2 separate regions of the Homo sapiens genome follow, and region 2 is linked to region 1. Evidence: read pairs that join two places in POLR2A ChIA-PET (ENCODE). Cell type or tissue: K562. All regions are shown on one strand. Links, peaks and the distances in the headings refer to the core of each region. The heading gives the core; the rest is flanking DNA.

The links. ChIA-PET counts read pairs that join two places held together with the same protein. Peaks named below come from ENCODE experiments on the same cell type or tissue, not always from the same donor. Only the 100,000 strongest peaks of a DNase experiment are listed, where the experiment ranks them.
Region 2: POLR2A ChIA-PET joins it to region 1 with 6 read pairs; 5 of 35 experiments call an interaction of 5 or more read pairs at or near these places.

What each region holds. Positions count from the first base shown.
Region 1 is chr1:235,598,331-235,601,241 of GRCh38, forward strand. All of the region lies in intron 1 of GNG4 (G protein subunit gamma 4), which reads right to left. Among named protein-coding and RNA genes, the nearest start is that of GNG4, 50 kb to the right of the region's middle. In K562, for the core only: a CTCF peak has its summit at 1,406; a DNase peak (open chromatin) is centred at 1,348; H3K27me3 peaks cover 988 bases.
Region 2 is chr1:235,657,476-235,660,386 of GRCh38, forward strand. No RefSeq gene overlaps it. Among named protein-coding and RNA genes, the nearest start is that of GNG4, 9.1 kb to the left of the region's middle. In K562, for the core only: no CTCF peak of the experiment used is centred there; no DNase peak of the experiment used is centred there; H3K27me3 peaks cover 959 bases.

The sequences.
Region 1 (2,911 bases), core at 139-2,638:
TGGGTGCAGTGACTCACGTCTGTAATCCCAGTGCTTTGGGAATCTGCAGCGGAGGATTGTTTGAGCCCAGGAGTTCAAGACCAGCCTGGGCAGCACAGTAAGACCCCATCTCTACAAAAAATTTAAAAATTATCTGGGTGTGGTGGCACACGCCTGTGATCCCAGCTATTCAGGAGGCTGAGGCAGGAGGATCGCCTGAGCCTGGAATTTTGAGGCTGCAGTGAGCTGTAATCATGCTACTGCACTCCAGCCTGGGCAACAGAGACCCTTTCTCAAAAAACCCCAAAAATATAAAATTAAAAAAATAAAGATCTTGATGCCCAAGTCAAACCCCAGGCCCTTTAAGCCACAATCTCTGGGGGAGGACTGAGGCATCAGTGGAAGTTGAAGCTTCCCAGGTGATTTTTTTTTTTTTGAGACAGGCTCACTCTGTTGCCCAGGCTGGAGTGCAGTGGTGTGATCTCGGCTCACTGCAACCTCCGACTCCTAGGTTCAAGTGACTCTCCTGCCTCAGCCTCCCAAGTACCTGGGATTACAGGTGCATGCCACCATGCCTAGCTTAATTTTTGTATTTTTAGTAGAGATGGGGTTTCACCATGTTGGTCAGGCTGGTCTTGAACCCCTGACCTCAAGTGATCCGCCTGCCTTGGCCTCCCAAAGTGCTGGGATTACAGGCATGAGCCACCACACCCGGCCTTCCCAGGTGCTTTTAATGTGCAGCCGCGTTTGAGACACACTGCTCAAGTCTGCATCTAGCTGGAGCATCCCACACTTTGGTGTGTATGTCATGAAACCCGTATCTCAGGCTCTCACTCAACAGGACTGGCTGGGACCTCGGGGAGGCTGCATGCTGCTACTCACAGCCTGGTGGGAGACATCAGCTTCAGTATCCCCTGGAGCTCGTTAGCAATGCAGAATCTCAGGTCCTACCCAAACCTACGAAGTCAAATCTGCGGGTTTTTTTGTTGTCGTTGTTTGTTTTTTGGTTTGTTTTTTTTTTTTTTGAGACAGAGTCTCGCTTTGTTGCCTAGGCTGGAGTGCAGTGACGCGATCTTGGTTCACTGCAACCGCCGCCTCCCGGGTTCAAGCGAGTCTCCTGCCTCAGCCTCCCGAGTAGCTGGGATTACAGGCGCGAGCCAACACGCCTGGCTAATTTTTGCATTTTTAGTAGAGACGGGGTTTCACCATGTTGGCCAGGCTGATAACAAACTCTGACCTCAAGTGATCCGCCCACCTTGGCCTCCCAAAGTGCTGGGGTTACATGTGTGAGGCATTGCACCCAGCCGAATCTGCGTTTTAACCCAGGTGATTCAGGTTTACGTTAGAGTTTGAAAAGTTCTGAGCTAGACCAGCAGGGCCCAGTCCTGCCTTATGCAGGGTCCAAGATGAAGAGCCTGGCTGAAGACACGTGGGTCAGTCATAACAGTGGTGGACAGCAGAGGTGCTGTTCTCCTGACCCTTAATGTTATTCACAGCCCCATCAGCTTTTTAGATTCCTCTTTTAGATAACTTACTAACTCTAGAAGCTCTTTGAGAGGCCACACATCAGAAAAGACACTATCAATTTCTCCTTGTCCTCCTGGCATTTGCATAGCATCTTCCATCCAACGCTTGAAATGTATTTCAGATGTCAACCCACCAGCCTACCCCAGGAAGTGATTTTAGACACCTTCCCTGTATCATTGCTATTTCTCAAAATAACACAGATTGTTGGAGCTGATGGGAATTTAGCTCTTGACTGGATTCCTTTATCTGGTTGCGGAAGAAAGCTTTTTTTTTTTTTTTTTTTTTTTTTTTTTAGACAGGCAGAGTCTCACTCTGTCGCCCAGGCTGGAGTACAGTGGCACGATCTTGGCACACCACAACCTCCACCTCCTGGGTTCAAGAAATTGTCCTGCCTCAGTCACTCGAGTAGCTGGGATTACAGGCATGTGCCACCATGCCCAGCTAATTTTTATATTTTTAGTAGATATGGAGTTTCAACATATTGGCCAGGCTGGTCTTGAACCCCTGACCTCAAGTGATCTGCCCACCTTGGCCTCCCAAAGCGTTGGGATTACAGGCGTGAGCCATGGCGCCTGGCTTTTGTGTGTGTGTGTGTGTGTGTGTATATGTGTGTGTGTGTAAGAGAGAGGGTCTTGCTCTGTCACCCAGGCCGGAGTGCAGTGGTGCAATCATAGCTCACTGCAGCCTTAATCTCCTGGGCTCAAGTGATCCTCCAACCTCAGCGTCTGGAGTAGTTAGGACTACACCCAGCTAATTTTTAAACTTTTTGTACAGACAGGATCTCACTGTATTGCCCAGGCCGGTTTTGAACTCCTGGCTCAAAGGATCCTCCCACCTTGGCATCCCAAAGCATTGGGATTACAGGCATGAGCCACCACTCCTGGCTGAAAGCTGCTTTTTAATAGCACTAAATTTTACCATGATGTTTTCAAAAGCTTTTCTTCCCTCTCAAAAGAAGAAAATATATTCATCTTTGAAAAAATTGCTGTGTTTCATTGTGAGGTAGTGGGAAGGCCCACTGGCTGGCCATGAGCTAACTGGGAGCCCCTCAAGGGCAGAGGCCTTGTTTTTTTTAGCTTCTGTGCCCCCATTGCCAAGATAGGGCGGGCACGCCGTAGCCAGTCCCTATGAACGTGACTCTGGTGTGCATGAAAGAATAAACTGAGGCTTCAACAGAGACTTTAATTCCCCATGGCTGCTGCTGTTTCAGTTCTTAAATGGAGCTAAATTAACTCTGGGTTGTGAAGGGTAATGACCCAGAGTCATGCAGATGTACTGATGGCTCCAACAACTTCCTTACTTTGAGAAACAGTGATGATACAGGGAAGGTGTCTAAAACCCCTTGTTAGGGTATGGGATAGGCTGGTGGGCTGACATCTGAAATACATTCCAAGCAATGGATGAA
Region 2 (2,911 bases), core at 170-2,669, 59 kb after region 1:
GGTCTAAAAATGCACATGGTGGAAAGGGTGGTGGAAACAGCTGTTCTTCTAGTCTCCACCTCAGGCTGTGAGACCTTTTACCTCCTAACCCTGTTCTCCAGACCGTTGTAGAAAATAAAATAGCATGTCTAATTCATATCCACGTAGGAGCACAGGTAAGTGGCTTTTACTTGGTTGTAATAAACTACTACTGTGCAGAAAATTGTGTATAGAAACTACATAATGAAGTTACCTAATTACTCATTTGTATTTAGATTATATCAACCACTATGAAAATTATAGCTTAATTTTTACTAAAAGTCTCAGAAAAGACAGTCTTTTTTATTTACCCTTGGAACTGGATTCCAAGGACTTTTACAGCTATTTTAACAAAATTAAAATCTGAGAATGAAACACCAGTTCATTATCATCAGTCTTCAGAAGTTTTGGTAAGACCTGTTTACTTTACTTTGGCAATGAGCCAAACTTTGCCACGAGACAACCTTTTTCAAACTCATCTCTCATTAACTTCCTTCATGAAGGAAGAAACGAACTCAGCTCTTGAGCAGGAATATTGTAGCCTAGTCTCAAATGATCTTCTAGTCATTTTGGCCTCAAAGGACACACTGTATTATTTAATTTCTCTCAAACAGCTGAGTTGCAACCCAGTGTCCCCAAAGTGGCAAGATATAGTTTTCTGTTGTCACATGACACATGATATAGGTGGCACCTCTTTCTCAACTCAATGTGCATATACGTGTATATGTTTGGTATCGGCAAATGTAGCTGCCTTAATTGTGCAGTTGAAAACGACTGGGGGAAATCCTGCATGCAACATGAAGCTTTTGCAATACTCCACAATACCAGTTTGTGCTCAACCTACAAGCTCTTTTGCTACCTTTGACCTCAGTGGTGAATTGTTCTCTCCAGTAGCAGTTGTTTTGTTTCCTTCCCATCTACCCTCCAACTGCTAATGCTTTTCAGTTGGTCTTTCTGCTTCAAGGTTTTAAGCTCATTAGGTTTTAAAGTGCTTTGGCTTCATAGTACATGGAGTGTTATCCTGAGAAGGAGTACAATGAAAAAATAATATAGCTGACCAAGATGTGAGACAGTTTGGGACAAACTGGGGACACCTGAAGGATAATCAGCAAAGAGGGCCTGCAACATGCATAATCCAAGAACTCCCATTGTTCTGCAATTACTGATAAAAAATGTTCACTCGTTGAGTTTGTTTCCTCTCATTTTTATATACGTTGGCCTTGCCAGGTGCAGTGGCTCACGCCTGTAATCCCAGCACTTTGGGAGGCCGAGGCAGGTGGATCACCTGAGGTCAGGAGTTTGAGACCAGCCTGGCCCACATGGTGAAACCTCGTCTCTACTAAAAATACAACATTAGCTGGGCGAGGCTGCAGGCGCCCGTATTCCCAGCTACTGGGGAGGCTGAGGCAAGAGACTCACTTGAACCTGGGAGGCGGAGGTTGCAGTGAGCCGAGATTGCACCCTTGCACTCCAGCCTGGAAAACAAAAGTAAAACTCTATCTCAAAAAAAAAAAAAAAAAAATCGGCCTTGTAGCTTTTTTTTTTTGCTTTTCCCCTCAGAACATAAACACGTCATCCAAAATAGTGAGAAGCAGGTCACCAGGCATGAGCTCTTTTTTTTTTTAATTGTTTTTTTTTTTTGAGACTGAGTCTTGCTCTGTCGCCCAGGCTGGAGTGCAGTGCTCACTGCAACCTCTGCCTCCTGGGTTCAAGCGATTCTCATGCCTCAGCCTCCCCAGTAGCTGGGATGACAGGCCCGTGCCACCACGCCTGCCTAATTTTTGTATTTTTTAGTAGAGATGGGGTTTCACAATGTTGGCCAGGCTAGCCTGGAGCCCCTGAGCTCATGATCCGCCCACCTCAGCCTCCCAAAGTGCTGGGACTACAGGCATGAGCCACTGCGCCCGCTGCATGAGCTCTTTCGAGCTGGAAAGAATCCCGCTCCCCTCCCTTCCCCACCCAGCCTCTAGCCTCGGGCTTGCACAGAACTGGCGTTCAGTGAACATTGTGGAAAGGGTGAGTCCAACTGAGACTTTCAGGTAAAGAGGGGACATCTGGGTTGGCAGGCTCACACCGACAAAATGCTACTGCTCAGTTCTCTTTGGGACAGACACCTAGGAACAGGAATGCTGTAGTCTTGAGAATCTTAAAATACCACAGATGCAAAGCAGAAAGAAGGGCAGCCCTCGGGCCCTTGGACTGCTGTTGTTGACGTCACCCACCGTTTTCACTCCCACCCTCACCCACCAAGAAGCTGAGACAGGGACAGGATGTTCTTTCCTTCCCTGGGCCTTTGCTGATGTTCCTGCCCCAGTTATTGAACATGTATTATCTGGAACACATCTGCCCCCATCTTCACCAAATTTCCGATCATTCATTGGGTTTCAACAGAAATTTCAATTTTTCTTTTTTGAGACGGAGTCTCGTTCTGTTGCCCAGGCTGGAGTGCAGTGTCAAAATCTCAGTCACTGCAACCTCTGCCTCCCAGGTTCAAGCAATTATCCTGCCTTAGCCTCCCAAGTAGCTGGGACTACAGGCGCCTACCACCATGCCTTGCTAATTTTTGTATTTTTAGTAGAGATGGGGTTTCATCATGTTGGCCAGGCTGGTCTCTAACTCCTGATCTCAAGTGATCTGCCTACCTCACCCTCCCAAAGTGCTGGGATTACAGGCATGAGCCACCACGCCTCACCAAAAATTTCAATTTTTCAAGAGGCTTTCTAGATCACCTCAATCTAAATAAAGTCCTTCCTCTTACATTCTTTCAGAGTACCCTATATTTTACCTAACACTTACCATGGTTTGTAACTGTACATATTGTGTGTTATTTATGGTGGTTTCTCCACCAGCCTGTAACCTCCAGGAGTGCAGGGGACCACCGTGCTTTGTGCAG